Linked DNA regions of Homo sapiens: region 1 is linked to region 2. A link is a loop called in an ENCODE intact Hi-C map of the cell type or tissue named here. Cell type or tissue: dorsolateral prefrontal cortex. All regions are shown on one strand.

Region 1 (8,000 bases), 70 kb after region 2:
GAAGCACCTTAAAATATAATTGCAAACACTCTGCCCATCCAAATGTGTACTTCCCATGCCTAATAATGAGGCTTTTAAGTGGTGGCACAGGAGAGCGGCAAGATGATAGCTCATGCGAAATGAGAAATTGGAGCAAATGGGATTTGGTAATGGACTTTGCAGTGACACGAGTTGTCTGATAGCTGGTCTGTGGTTATCTTGGTACATTTTGTATTTTGAAAGGCACAAAATGTCAGGTCATTGCTCAAATACTGGTTAAGATTTTGATTATTTTGCAGAATTGTAGCATAGTACCTCAGGATTGACATTTTGCCCTCAAAATTTTATGTTCAATGTTCCTGTCCTTTGTTTAGAAGTTGCACTTTCTATTGTTTGTAAGTCTATCAAAAAAAAAATAGAAAGTTTTTCTTTCCTGTTGCCTAAATGATTTGATTGTTTAGTTCTTGGAGTAGAAACACCAGCTGCCCTTAGCCTGGGTGCAAGCCAGCAGAGAAGGGGAAAGGAATGCAAGAGTGAGTAAGATGTGGCCCTTATCCTCAAGGAATTCAGAGTCCCATGGGGGAGATAGGCCTGGTTTCTATAAACAATGATGCAAGACAGAACATGATGTGCCAGGAGGGACAGAGTGCCAAGGTGGGGACAAAGGAATGACGAGTCCCGAAATAGACCTGTGGGAAAGGTGTTGTGATGCTGGGAGGCTGGACTGGATCTTAAAGAAGGTGGGGATTATAACATATAGGGAAAGGGTGGCAGGCGGGGAGATGGGGGCAGAGAGAGAGTATAAGAAGGCAGGGATTCCAGGCAAAGAGAAAAAGTTGAGCAGAGGGTGGAGGCTGGTAGGCGAGGAGAGGTAAATGGGGTCCCTTCATGAAAGGACTTGGAAGCCACGCTATGGTGTTGTGTCCCTAGGTCAGTGGGGGGCTGTGGATGGGTCTTAAGCAAGTTAAGTAACAGGATTACATTTATGTTGTAGAAAGACAGGGAATGGATTGGCATGGTAGAAACCTCTGATTTTACTTCTGATTCAACAACCAGCTGGGTTTCTTGGGTTTGCCCCTCAACTCCCCTCCTTGGGGACGAGTTCATATGTGACCCCCATCTCCCTCTGTCTGATAGCTGTCCTTGGGCAACACACCCACCAGGAGCTCGCGGAAACAGGACCATTCTCTTGCAGGGCCAGAGCCCGTGGCAGCCTGTTCCCAAAGCCCAGAGGAAGGCAGACAGCTATAATCATTTGGCAAACTAAGGTTACCACTGCTTCTAAGACATAACATGCTTGAATTTAACAAACGTGTGCAAATGATAATCTTGAAATTTCAACTAAGGATTCTAGGCTGGATCAATATTGTCACAGAATCACAGTTTTTGGAAGGTAGTTAGATCTTCTATACATTGACAATTAATTTTCTTTCTCAACAGAACTGCAAACCAATTCCCAATTAATGAATTTGCTGAGTAGTTCCTCCCCAAGGAGAGTCAGTCTGGCAGAGACATTCAGCTCTAGCTGAGGCCAGGCTAGATCTGTTGGACCAGAGTCGACCTGCAGACCTGTGAACATGAGCATAAGTGTTCGCTGAGAGCCAAGGAGTTTTGGTGTGGTTTGTTACAAAGCTTTGTCCAGGCAGCAGCTGACTGATTCCTGCCCTGGCAGAAAACTGGAGCACCCATCTCTTTATGTAGAAGTGAGGGTTCATTGAAGTATGAAGTATGTAAAGTGTGCTAAGCAGGACTTTGGCTTATAATTATAATAATTGTTACTATTATTAATCTCACATTAAACTTTGCTCACTCTCTCTCTTAACCAAACCAAAGTTCTAGAAGCCTCCTAGCGGGACGGGAAAGGAAATGTTGGATCAACATACATGGATTGATTAGATGGGACCAATGAGGCCTTACAGTCTGTTTGAGGAGGGAAAGAGAGAGAGGAGAAGGAGACAGGCAGGATAGGTCAGGTTCTAGGGGCTCCCATGGTTTGTATCTTAACAATCTACCATTTTCTTTTCAGGCCAGTGTCCACATCCTGCTCACATTTGGGACATCTGTGAGGCAGGGTGCCTCCTTTTTGTCCCTCCAAGAGGACAGTTGGGGGACTTGGCCTCTGGCCGCCTCAAGTTGGGTCAGCACCTGCTGGGCCTCATCCTGGTTCATCGTGCATCAATGGGAGCGCACCTGGGTTCTGCTGACATGTGAGAGCTTCTTCACCGAGGGGTTCAGAAAAGTGTGCTCATGGCCTGTAGATCTGGATTCAAAGGGAGATGAGAAAAATAGGAACTGAGCCCGTGGCTTGCCTCACCCACTTCCTGAGCCTGCGCAAGGGACAAGACTTTCCTGTGTGGCCTTCTTACGGCAGTCCACAGGGAAGTGGCCTCATTTTCTGTGTCTGTCCTGCCCAGCGCCCCCACTCTCCTGTGCTGGTCCCAGGCCATCCCTTAGCCAGAGTGCAGAACTCCAGACCCCCAATATTCTCTCATATCCTCAGAATCTTCAGCTTCCATCCATGGATGTTGGCTGAATCCTGAGTGGGGTCGTAGAAAGATCTGGTCCTGTGAGTAGGGGGGCGAGGAGGAAGGCAGGGACTTCAGCTGGGCTGTCTACAACCTGAGTCTAAAACACCTAAAGACAAGCACAACTTGCCCCCGCTAGGACGAATTTCTTGCTCCAGACCGCCTCACTGCATCTCTAGGGCCATGTGTATTCCTGCTATTTGGCCACATTCCTTGAGAAAAATTGCCTATTAAAAGAATTTCCTTATTCACCAGTTATTTAAACAAATGGTCTTTTTTTTCTGATCCCAAAGATTTTAGCTTATCTCCTGTTGTGTACATGAGTTTGTGTGTGTCTGTATCTGTGTGTGTATATGTGTGTGCACATATGTGTGTATGTGTGCATGTGTGAGTGTATGTGTGAATATTCGTATGTGTGACAGTGTATATGTGTTTGTGTGTGTGGTGTGTATATGCATGTGTGTGCACATATGTGTGAATGTATGTATGTCTGTACATGTGTGAATGTGTATGTGTGTATGACTGCGTGTGTGTGTATGTGTATGAGTATGTCTATGTGTATGAGTGTGTGGACGTGTAGTGTGTGTGAGATTGTATGTGTATGAGTATGTGCATGTGTGAGTGTATTTATGTGTGCATGTGTGTATGAGTGTGTACATGTGTGTGAGTGTGTGTATGAGTGTGTGTGTATATGTGTGTATGTGTGTGTGTGTGTGCTGATGAGGTTTGTTGAGTGGAGGCTAAGTGGATAGAGACTCAAATGTTCGCTCCTGGCTGAGGTGGAGAAGCCCTGCTTCTGTGTATTTGATATTGAGGTGGAGAAGCCCTGCTTCTGTGTATTTGATATTGGAAGTTCTTTACGAGACTTTGCCTTTCTCTTTGAAAGAAGTTTGAGTTTCACTGATTAGTGTGAGACACTATCCTTGCACAGCATAACACTTAGGTGGTGGAGCAGCAAACATTCTCTGCTCTTCTTACAGAATTCTGGTTTTATTCAGGGTGGCAATAAATCTTAGGAGAGATCATAATTGATCCAAACCAATCACTGCCTCCTATTCCCTTTTACCAAATACTTCCCCAGCCTTCCTTACAGATAGAAGTAACCAAGGGACCAAGTTCTGGCCAATGGGCCATACAGGGAAGGTTTCCACAGAGCTTCTGGGAAATATTTCTTCCTGATAAAAAGAAAAAGACTCACTAAAAGGGCACCTTTTCAGCACCTGGCAATGCTATTGCTTCCTTCCTTTGAAAGTGGCTGTGATGCCTGGAGTTGCAGCATCCATCTTGAGAACGAGAACCAACAGGAAGCAAGTTGAGAATGGTGGAACAGAAATAGCCTGAGTCCTTGTTGCCATTGTATTGTTACCAAACCAGCTCTGGACTTCCTATTCTGTACTTTATTGTTTAGGCTACTGTTAGTGGGGATTTCTGTTACTTGCAGCCTAATGCACCCTAATACTTAAATTGATTTACTTTTTCCTTAATTTTCACACTGTTCAAAGTAGCATTGGGAGACATCTTCCATGTGTCTTTTCTGCTCCTGCATATCATGTAAGCAGAGGCACTTGCAGCTTCTGTTCTGGACTATTTTCTCAAGCAAACAGCTTTGGGAATGTAAGAATAGTGTCTTCTTTTCAAACAGAGAGCAAATTTGTTTGCTGACCAGTATAATAAAAACCACATCAATCTCTGAGGAAAAGGTTATGCAGTCTTGATAAAGGATTGGAGTTTCCTAAGTTTGGGATTTGAGTAATCTTTCGGAGCTGGAAACAAGACTTGATGATTTGTGTATGGAGGCAGAAGAAATAAAGAGAAATCAATCTTTATGCTCAATTTTGGGGACTTGAAAGCACAACTTTCAACTGAGGTGGGACACGTTGTGTAGCAGGTAGTAGGAAGGTTAAAAATAAATTAAAAAAAGAGATGTAGGGGGGATGTGTGTTGCTGATCAGCAAAGGGAGACCTAGGAATACTAATCATTAGTTTTCTTCACCTCCCAGAGAAGATACTGGTTTCTTTTGGGCTGCTTCAAAGCCCACGTCCTTGGCCTTTGATATTTGGTAGGGGCCCAGCACCCTGTCAGAGGCTGGCATTGGGACACCGAGGGGAGGGGCTGCTGTCTTTTTCAGCAGCATGTACTGTGTGCCAATTCCACATCAGAAACTGCGCTCAGTGCTGCAGAGATGGCAGTGAATAAGACATGACCCCTGCCCTGGAGGGGAAATGAGTCTAATGGGAGAAATAAATAATTATGGTAGAATTAGACAAGTGCTGTCTTAGAGGCATGCATCTCTGGGCTCCGGAGGCTCAGAGCTGAGAGGGGACATCCAGCCCTGCCTTGAGGAGTTGGAGAAGACTTCACAGGAGGAGTGATGTTTACGCTGAACCTAGTTTTTGTGTGCATGTCTGAATGTGCACACATGTGCAAAGCAGTTTAGAGTTCCAAAGAACTTCCAAATATATCACTTTGTTCAATTGCTATACACTTCTCTAAGAGATGTAGTATCATCCCTATTTCGCAACTGAGGAAACTGAGCCTCTGTCAGATATAAGAGATGTGCATGCAGGTCATTCATGTATTTGCCTGAACCAAGGCTCAAGTCCATGCCGTTGGATTGCAAATTCAGTGCTTTTTGAATGGCAGAGATGCTACCATGTAGATACCCCTCAAATCAGAACAGAAGAGTGGATATCCGTGCTAAAATTGCTTGGGTCTTTATCTATGCAAAGAAGAAAATTAAACTAAAAAATAAGTTAGTAAATGGGAGGGAAAGGAGTTTGTGGTAGGCAGAGCTCTGGAGATGTCCCCTAGTACCAGAGGCAGGGAAGGGCAGGGGATAGAAAAAGATGAAGAGGCGTTGATTAATAAGCACAAATATACAGTTAGATAGAAGAAATAAGACCTGATGTTCGATAGATCAGTAGGGTGACTATAGTTAACACTAATATATAGTACATTTCAAAATAACTAGTAGAGAATAATTTGAATGTTCTTAGCATAAAGAAAAGATAAATATTTCAGGTGATGGTTACCCTAATTACCCTGATTTGATCTTTGCACATTATATGAATATGTCCCAAAATACATACATCTATTATATATCAATAAAAAGAAAAAAATTAAAGATGTCCCTCAGGATTGCTGTCCTGGGTGATTCCATCAAACACTAACCTGGGTACTGCTGTGAAGGGGTTTTACAGCCAGAATTAAGGTTACTAATCAGATGACCTTAGAATAAATTGCCCTGGGTTATCTGGGTGGGCCCAATGTACTCACAGGAACCCTTCAATGTGGAAGACTCAGCCAGAAAGATTTGCAGATGGAAGAGGAGTCCCCAAGCCACAGAAAGCGATTAGAAGCTGAGAATGACCCTGGCCAACAGCCAGCAAGGAAATGGGACTTCAGTCCTACGTGGAAGGGAATTCTGCCAACAACTTGAATGAACTTGGAAGTCAGTTCATCCCCAGAGCCCCCGGAAAGGGGTGCAGCGCTGCCACCTTGACTCTAGCCTTATGAGACCACACAGAGAACCAGCAGAGCCATGCTATGCCCAGACGTCTGACTTAAAGAAACTGTGAGATAGTACATTTATGGTGCTAAATTTGCTAAATCTGCTAAACTTATAGGCATTTTTAGGGCTCAAAAGAACACAAATACAGTGGAGAGGAACTGGACGATAAAGAAGAGAAGAGAAAACAACCAAATACCAGTCGCCATGCTATCGTGCAATGAGTTCTACACGTCACTTATGAAACTACGACGTGACTGCTTTCATGAGCAAAACTGACCACCTTTCATATTGCTTGAGTTAAATATTTGATGTTTGGCTTCAGCTTCAGGTGATACTTTTTATATATTTTTTTGCAAGTGTATGGAAAGTTTGTTTCAATTCCCCATTGAGTATGAGAATAGGAAAATGAGAACAATATACCTTCCCCATTTAAAAAAGTCAAATTATTGAGAATGGGTTGAATTTTAAGGCTTTCCATGTGGCTAATATTCAGTGTAGAGTGATAGTTTGGTTTCAGTTTTGGAGAAAAAGAGATAAAGTATAATAAAATGAGATTGTTAAGCAGCCCAGTGCTGTCCTTGATGACTGCCAGGTGGTCTGGGAAGTTGCCCGACCCAAGGGGGACCACATAGCTCAGCCAGTTTTGGTGCCCATATTTGCATGGAGCTATTCACAATATGTGGATGTTCTCACTTCATAGCACTCCCTGCCACATATTCTCCTTTTCCTACAGTTTTGAATCCACTACAAGGTGCCATTTTGTTGGCGTGATTTTGTCCATCTTCACTTTTGAATGTCAGAAAGGTGGAATTTTCAGGCTGTTTTTACTGATTGTGTTCTCACCTGCACCTTTAGTGGATATGGGATTACTGATGATCAAAATGCCCTGAGCCGATGGGTCCTAAAGGAAAGGTGAGGCAGGCAGGAATGCAAGGGTTTCCCTGGGCCCAGGGAGGGCATCCTGTGGAAGGCAGCTGGGATTGAGATGGTTCTCCAGTGTCCCACTTGAGTTACTGCCCAACGGATGGGCCAGTGCTCCTGCAAGGCCATGGGATGCATGCAGGTGACTCCAGCCGAGGGCACTAGAGAGACTGCAAAGAATTGTGCCATCCAAAGGGCTCTGCAGGGTCTTCTGAGACTCAGACACACAGCTCTTGAAACACCTGTCCCAGGAGGTGCCAACAGCTGTGCCAACCAATAGGGAGGTTTGCAGCTGGGCCAAATCTAGTCCCCAGCTCTTAGCCTGGGAAGCAGAGGCAACCAACAGGGAGAGGACTGTGTTGGGACCCAAGTGACTAAAGAAACAGTGGTTGGTTTTCCTCTCTTAGCCCCTCACCCTGACATATACTGAAGAGTGCTGCCCTGAAGAAGAAGGACTCAGAAATAGACCATGACCCTTTCCCCGTACACATTCAGGGCCTCTCTGAAGCAAGTATTAGAGGAAGGAAGAAGATGAGGCTTAAACAGAATTTGAGCTTAAATCTGCAAAATGTCATGAAGGGAAGGAAATGGGAGAGCTGACGAGGTAGGACTGAGGAAAATCACTGGAGAAAAAGAAAACTGTTTCATGCTCATATCCGTGTAGAGTTGAGAGCAGCGTGATTGGTAGGTCCAGGTGTTCAAAGGATTGCACTGGCTCCACATGGCCCTGGAGGTCCTGGGTGAAGTATGAGGTTGAAGTAAGGAAATGGCTGGAGGTGGAATAAGCTGACCGAGGAAGAGTGAGTTCCCCATCTATGCAAGACTGCAGGCAGAGATTGCAGAGATTGCAGCAGACAGATACTCCTTAAAGTCACTTCAAACCTGGGGCTCCTCTTCCTCTCCAGGGATCGTTGGGAGAAGTGGGGGCTGGAGGTGGCACAGGAGGAGACCGCAGGCTGGTGGTGGTCTGCAGCCATGCTGCCTCTTCATTGATGGCCCTGGGGCCTGCCTGCGCATGAAGATAGGGGTGGTGGTGGGGCTACACTCCCCTGGCTGGGGTGTC
Region 2 (8,000 bases):
TTGATACATAATATTTGCACATATTTATGGGGTATATGTGATATTTTGTTACATGTATAGAATGTGTCACAATCAAGTCAGGGTATTTAGGATATCCATCACCTTGATGATTTATCATTTCTGTATGTTAGGAATATTTTAAGTCCTCTCATCTAGCCATTTTGAAATATACAATATATTGTTACTGATAGTCACCCAACTCTGCTATAGAACATTAAAACATTTCTTTTCTTGAACTATATATTTACACTCATTAACCAACCTCTCTTCACCCCCCTTATCCCTCCCACACACCCTTCTCAGCTTTTGTATCTATTATTTTAATTTCTACTTCCATGAGATCAACTTTTTTACCTACCACATATGAGTGAGAACATGCAATATTTGTCTTTCTATGCCTGGTTTATTTCACTTGACATAAAGACTTCCAATTCCATCCATGTTGCTGCAAAGGACATGATTTCATTTTTTATGGCCACATTGTATTTCATTGTGTATATATATCATTTTCTATATTCATTCATCCATTGATGGATGCTGAGGTTGATTCATATCTTTGCTATTGTGAATAGTGCTACAATAAACATGGGGTGGGTGTAGGTATCCTTTCAGTATACTGATTTCCTTTACTTCGGATAAATACCCAGTAGTGGGATTGCTGGATCTTATGTTGTTTTATTTTTAGTTTTTTGAGAAATTTCTGTACTGTTTTCCATAGTGACTACACTAATTTACGTTCCCACCAACAGTATGTAAGAGTTCTCTTTTCTCCACATCCTCACTAACATCTTTTTTTTTTTTTCTCTTTTTAATAATTGCCATTTTAACTGGGGTAAGATGGTATCTCATTGTAGTTTGATTTGCATTTCCCTGATGATTAGTGATGTTGAACATTTTTTCATATGCCTGTTGGCCATTTGTATATCTTCTTTTTGAGAAATATCTATGTCCTTTGCCTACTTTTTAATGAGATTATTATGATTATTTTTTACTATTGAGTTGTTTGAGTTCCTTGTATATTTTGGATACTAATCCCTTGTCAGATAAATAGATTGTAAATATTTTCTCCCATTCGACAGGTTGTTTCTTCACCCTGTTGATTGTTTCCTTTTATTGGAGAGTTTGGTCAAGTTACATTCATTGTTATTGATAGGTAAGGACTTACTCCTGCCATTTTGTTGTTTTCCAATTGTTTTGTGGTCCTCTCTTCTTTCCCTCTTTCTTTCCTATCTTCCCTTTTGTGAAGGTGATTTTCTCAGGTGATATTTTTTAATTTCTTTTTTTATTTTCTGTGTATCTGTTGTAGGTTTTTTGAGATTACTGTGAGGCTTGCAGATAACATCTTGTAACCCATTATTTTAAACTGATGACAACATGGATTGTAAAAACAAACATTAACAAACAAGTAAAAAGGAAACTAATAAAAACTCTATACTTTAATTTGATCCCTCCTCACTTTTTGACTTTTTGTTGTTTCTATTTATATCTTATTATTCTATGCCTTGAAAAGTTTTATCATTATTTTTGATAGGTTCATCTTTTTGTCTTTCTACTCAACATATGAGTAGTTTACTCACCACGATTACAGTATTATAATATTCTGTGTATTTCTGTGTAGTTATTATTACGATTGAATTTTGTACTTTCTGATGATTTCTTATTGTTCATTAATGTCCTTTTCTTTCAGAATGAACTCCCTTTAGCATCTCTTGTAGGACAAGTATTTGATGTTGATGAATTCCCTCAGCTTTTTTTTGTCTGGGGAAGTCTTTATTTCTCCTTCATGTTTGAAGGATATTTTCAATGGATGTACTTACTATTCTAGGATCAAAGGCTTTTTTCCTTCAGTGCTTTAAATATGGCATGCCACTTTCTCCTGACCTGTAAGGTTTCTACTGAGAAGTCTGCTACCAGATATATTGGAGTTCCTTTGCATGTTATTTGTTTCTTTTCTCTTGCTGCTTTTAGGATCCTTTCTTTATCCTTGACCTTTAGGAGTTTGATTATTAAATGGCTGGAAGTAGTCTTGGGGTTAAATCTGCGTGGTGTTCTATAGCCTTCTTGTACTTGAATGTTGATATCTTTCTCTAGGTTTGGAAAGTTCTCTGGTATTATCCCTTTGAATAAACTTTTTACCTTATCTCTTCCTCTATCTCCTCTTTAAGGCCAATAACTCTTAAATTTGTACTTTTGAGGATATTGAAGTATGCCTCGATATTGTAGGCATACTTCATTTTATTCTTTTTTTTCTTTTGTCTTCTCTGTGTGTTTTCAAATAGCCTGTCTTCAGGCTCACTAATTCTTTCTTCTACTTGATCAATTCTGCCGCTGAGACACTATAATGCATTCTTCAGTATGTCAGTTGAACTTTTCAGTGCCATAATTTCTGCTTGGTTTTTAAAAATTATTTCAGTCTCTTGGTTAAATGCATCTCATAGGATTCTGAAATCCTTCTCTCTGTTCTCTTCAATTTCACTGAGCTTCCTCAAAACATCTAGTTTGAATTCTCTGTCTGAAAGATCACATATTTCTGTTTCTCCAGGATTGGTCCCTGGTGCCTTTGTTCATTTGGTGAGGTCATGTTTTCCTGGATGGTCTTGATGCTTGTGGATGTTCATTGGTGTTTGGGCATTGAAGAGCTAGGTATTTATTGTAGTCTTCAGAGTCTGGGCTTATTTGTACCCATCTTTCTTGGGAAGGGTTTCCAAATATTCAAAGGGAATTGAGTGTTGTGATCTAAATCTTTGGTCACTGCAGCCATATCTGCATTAGGGGGGACCCAAGCCTGGTAACACTGTGACTCTTGCAGACTTGTAGAGATACCACCTTTGTGGCCTTCGGTGAGATACAAGATAATTTCTTGGATTATCAGGCAGAGGCTCTTGTTCTCTTCATTTACTTTCTCCCAAACAGAGTCTGTCTCTCTGTGCTGAGTTGCCTGGAGCTAGGGGAGAGATGATTCAAGCAACCCTGTGGCCACCACCGCTGGTACTATACTGGGTCAGACACAAAGCCAGCATAGCACTGGGTCCTGCCCAAGGCCCATGGCAACCACTGCCTAGCTACTGCTGATGTGTTCACTCAAGGCCCAAGGGCTTTCCAGCCGGGCTTGTGTCCTGCCCTTTAGGGCAATGAACTTCCCTCAGCCCAGGGCAGGTTCCAGAATGCTGTACAGCATTCAGGGCCTAGAGTCGGGAATGTTAGGAATCTACTTGGTGTTCTATTCTGCTGCAGCTAAGCTGGCACCCAAACTGCAAGACAAAGTTCTTCCCACTCTTCCATCTCTTTTTTTCATGCAGAAGAGTCTTTTCCCATATCCATCACCATCCCAGGCCTGCGTTTAGTACTGCCTGGCTCCTGCCGATGTTCCCTCAAAGCACAAGGTCTCTTCAGTCAGCTTGTGGTGAATGCTGTCAGGCCTGGGTCTCTCCCTTCAGGGCAGCAGGCTCCTCTCTGGCCTGGGGCAGGTCCCGAAATGCTGTCCAGAAGCCAAGGCCTGAAATTGGGGACCCTAGGGGCCCTCTTGGTACTGTTGTCAAGCTGGTGACCAAGCTGCAAGATAAAATCCCCTTTACTCTTCTCTCTCCTTTCCTTGAGCAAAAGTATTACCTCCCTGTGGCCACCCCCTGAAGCCAGCATGGCTCTATGTCTCACCCAAGGCTTGCAGTGAGAACTGCCTGGGTACCACTGATGTTTATTCAAGGCCCAAGGGCTCTTTAGCCAGCAGGTAATGAATCCTGCCAGGACTGGGTTGTTCCCTTTAAGGCAGTGGGTTCTCTTCTGGCCCAGGGTGTGTTTAGAAATGTCACCTGGGGCCTGGGGCCTGTAATGGTGGCCTCAGGACTCTGCCTGGTACCCTGTTTTACTGTGGCTGAGTTGGTATCCAAGTTACAAGACAAAGACCTTTTTACTCTCCCGTCTCCACTCTCAAGCTGAAAGAAGAAGTCTCTCCTGGACCTACAAGCTGTGCTTCCTGGGATTGGGGGAGGAGTGATGTGAGTACTCCCTTGGCTGCTCTGATTGGTGTCCCACTGGGCCACATGCACCCCACATTCACTGGCTCTGAGCCCAGCATAGCACCAGGACTTGTCCAGAATTTCAGTTCTTGTGACCTAGACTGCCTTTCAAGTTTATGTAGGACGCCAGAGTGCCTTAGCCTTCGGTGGTGGGGCTAGCCGGAACTCAGGTTCTGACAGCTGGGATGGGCAATTCCCATCTGGCTAGGTCAGTCTAAATACTCCCTTCGTGAACACCGGCTGAGTTCTGCCTAGTGTTGCCTTCTGCTGTGACATTGACAGCACTGAGTTCCAATGCAAAGTCCCACAGTCACTGCATGTTCTCTCCCTGAAGCACACAGATTCTCTGCTCCATGTGGCCACTGGGGCTGGACTGCGGGAGTGGTGTGAGCAATTCCAGATTGTCTTTCCTACCCTCTTCAGTGCATTTCCTTGGTATGATCGCTCACCTAATTTTTGGTTCTTAAAAAGGTGCTTTCTTGCGTGGATAGTTGTTCAATTTGGTGTTCCTATTGTGGGGCATGGAGTGGGGGGCGGTGATCACTGGAGGCTTCTATTTGGCCATCTTGTTCTGCCTCTCAGCTGTTTATTTTGTTAAATAGGTTTACTTTCCCTCACATCTTCTCTTTGCTTCCTGCAACACCAAAAAATTGAATATGTGTTTGCTTTATGGTGTGCCATATGTCATGTAGGCTTTGTTCATTCTTTTTTATTCTTTTTTTCTTTATTTGTGTCTGACTGGGTTATTTGAAAACACCTGTCTTTAAGTTCTGAAATTCTGTCCTCTGCTTTAGTCTATTGTCAAAGCTCTCTAATATATTTTTTTCTATCATTTAATGAATATTCTTCAGTTCCAGTATTTGTTTGCTTTTTAAAAAATGATATCTGTTTTGTTAAATTTCTCACTTATCATCTGAATTGTTTTTCTGATTTCTTTGTATTGTTTATCTGTGTTCTCTTGTATCTCACTGAGCTTCTTTGATACCATTATTTTGAATTACTTTTCCAGCATTTCATGTATTTCTTTCTCGTTGGAATCTGTTGCTGGAGAATTATTGGTTGCTTTGGAGGTGTCATATTTTCTTGTTTTTTCGTGTTTCTTGTGTCCTTATGTTATTATTGGCACATCTGGTATAACAGTCGCATCTTCCAATTTTTTTATTTACTTTCATGGGGAGGACTTTTTTCTGAAGGCAAGTCTATGATACTGGCTGGATAGGGCACTGTGGCTTTGATTCTGGGTGGATGCAGTAATGTGGCCCCTGTAATTTCTTCACTGGCTTAGGGTGTGGTTGTTAGTGGTGGCTGTGGTGAAATTTGCTGGGAATGAGGATGCCAGGTCGGCCATTCCTTGGGCACCAGTGGTGGCAACAGCAGGCCAAAGATTCCTGTCCTTAGGACCCAGCATGACTGGTGTTAGTGGGTCTAAATGGGCCAGTTCTTGGGCCCCCATGCAACTTTCTCAGATGCTGGCAGTTGCAGCTTTGGGCCAGATAGGTGGGTGGGTCCTTTGGCTCCTGAGCAGCAGGCATAGCATGAGCAATGAGAGGATCAGTGGTGGGACAACCCTCTGCCTCCTAAGCAGTCTGTGCTAGTGTTGGTGGTGGCTGTGACAGGCTGGGTGGTCCAGTCCCCAGACCCACAGATGGTATGTGTGGGTGTGTGCCAGCTGTGGTGGTAGTGGCAGATGAGGTGGCCCATCCGCAGACCCCTGGGAGGAGTGCTCAGGTGCCAGCGCTGGTTGACATGGCTGAGTGATCCCTAGGCTCCCAGGTATGCTCTGGTATTGGGGATGGTGGGGGAGCCAGGCCAGGCAGGCCTGTCCTCAAGCCCCTCACGTGATTTACAGGGGCTCTGGCTATAATGAGGACGGCTGGGTGATCCCTAGGCTCCCCTTAGAGTGTTTGAGTGAGGGCAGCAGCAGTGCTGGTGGGCTGGGGAAGTCTGCCTGCCCCCAGGGCGCTTGCAAATGCACCTCAGCCCTGCTGCTAGGGATTGCTATGCAGCTATCAGTGGCAGCAGCTGTAGGCGAGTGGCTGGGGAATGTGTGCCTCAGCCCCAGGCGACAGCTGGGGACCTGGGAGCCTGTTTGCAAGGCGTGTGTTAATATAGGGTGACCACACTGCCAAGGGCAATAAGGGCAATGGAGTTGCTACCAGGGAATTGTGCTTTGGCCCCAGTGACAGCAATCAGCAGTGGTGGTGGCTGTGGGTAGGGGACCCTGTCCTCTGGGCACGTGCAAATGCATGACAGCTTGCTGCTGGGAAGTGGGGTCTCTGCCAGTGACTGTTGCTTAGGTTTCAGTGGCAGCAGCTTGTGGCATTGGTGGCTGTGGGTTGGGGAGGCAGAGGCTGTTGGGCCTCGGGGCAGGATGCAGTTGAGTGGGGGCTGGGTTCTCAAAACTGTGCCAATGCTGCTGCTGCTTAGGTCACACCCCGTGTGAGTTCACTCTCTGGAGCAATACCTTTGTGCAGTCTCGAAGCAGCTCCCTGTGTTAGTCTTGGGACCTGTGAGGATGGAGGGCTCCCCCCTGGCTAGGATTGGAGGAGTCTGTAGTGCGGATGTGGACCACTGAGAATCTCACTTACCCTTTTCCTGTACTGGGAAGCCTCCCTGGTCTCCTGGCCAAGTAGCCTGCCTGCCTTCCCTCTCCTTCCTTGTCTTAGGTGTTCTTGTTACTTCTCTGTTGAGTTTCAGTGTTCTGTCTTAGATGATCTATTTTAAGTGTGGTTATCTACTCACTGTTTTGCTGCTGCTTTGTGGAGGACGTAAGTGCCAGATGCCTCTAGTCAGCCATCTTGAAGCCCCTCCTCTGTCTCCTGTAGTCACTGTTGAAACTATTATAATGAGTTTTGTGTTATGGTGAGTTTTATGTGAGTGGAGGGGTCAAAACTTCAGATTGAAGTGGCTCACTGAGTCCCAGGAAGGGATCAGGAAGGCAGACTTATTTTATATGTACCAGTGAAATTTCTGAGTTTCAAGTATAAAGAGAAAATTTTAACATGCTTCCACTTTAAAAGAATAGGTTACTTAAAAGGAAATAATGATAATAGTAATACCAGTAGCTAACATTCATTGAATATTTGCCGTATGCCAGGCCTTGTTCAAGTGCTAACACATGTGATATTTTCCATCCACACAACAAACAACCCAGTGAGGTTGTCACCCTCACTTTACAGAAGAGAAAATGGGGGCATAGAGTGGTTAATAGTCTGGCCAGGATCATGCATCTGGTATGTGGTGAAGTTGGAATTCAAACCCAGGAAGTTTGGTTGCAGATTGCATGCTCTTAATCACTGTATTTTTATGCATATTTAAAAAATTAAACTAGTATTGGACTGTTCATCTATAGCACTGGAAGCCAGTGGACATCCAAATGTCTTTTGAAGAATCTGTAAATTGTTTGTCACTGCCAACAAACTGCATGTCAGCGTTTATAAGAATTCAGAAAATGTACAGAGTGAAGGTCTGTCTCAAAAACAGTAATTCAGAAAATATGCTATCTGATCTCTTTCTGAACAAAATGAGTAAAAGGTCTCAAGATAGAAGTATTGGAACTTATAAAACGTGTTAACCAAAAATATTCTAAGGGGGGTAATATAGGAGAAGTGAAAATTAACTTGTGTCAGTGGGATGGCTTAGTTAGTTCATTTAATATAGTGTTAGAAAAATATCAATCATGACTATGAGGGTGGAAAAGTAGAATTGAAAAGCGTGATAGAAGGCTTCCAAATTAAGGAAGAAAAGAAAATGTGGAGCAATGCCACCAAACCAATAAAAATAAAATGGTAAGGAAGAACAATAAAAGCATTTGTTGGTATCAGAAGTAGAAAATAAGATGGAGAGAATACAATGAAATGTATATCCGTCATCACCAACTATGAATAAACCATGAAGTACCCTCAAAAGGTCAGAGATTGAAAGTAACACAGTTTAGTGGGATCTCTCTCTGCCTCTCTTCCTCTCTCCCTCTCTCCTTCTGTC

The links. A loop is a pair of places that touch in the nucleus more often than their neighbours do. Peaks named below come from ENCODE experiments on the same cell type or tissue, not always from the same donor. Only the 100,000 strongest peaks of a DNase experiment are listed, where the experiment ranks them.
Region 1: a loop joins it to region 2, with 2.9 times the contacts of the local background. A loop is called at or near these places in 7 of 110 quality-filtered maps.

Annotation. Positions count from the first base shown.
Region 1 is chr9:85,528,825-85,536,824 of GRCh38, reverse strand. LOC101927603 (a long non-coding RNA gene) reads left to right here and starts at 821. Exons shown (of 2, transcript XR_007061633.1): 1 at 821-850; 2 at 1,420-2,758. In dorsolateral prefrontal cortex, no CTCF peak of the experiment used is centred here; no DNase peak of the experiment used is centred here; H3K27ac peaks cover 3,343 bases.
Region 2 is chr9:85,599,195-85,607,194 of GRCh38, reverse strand. The region is part of intron 17 of AGTPBP1 (ATP/GTP binding carboxypeptidase 1); the gene reads left to right. Among named protein-coding and RNA genes, the nearest start is that of AGTPBP1, 140 kb to the left of the region's middle. RefSeq lists an enhancer at 6,020-6,832. In dorsolateral prefrontal cortex, no CTCF peak of the experiment used is centred here; no DNase peak of the experiment used is centred here; H3K27ac peaks cover 2,100 bases.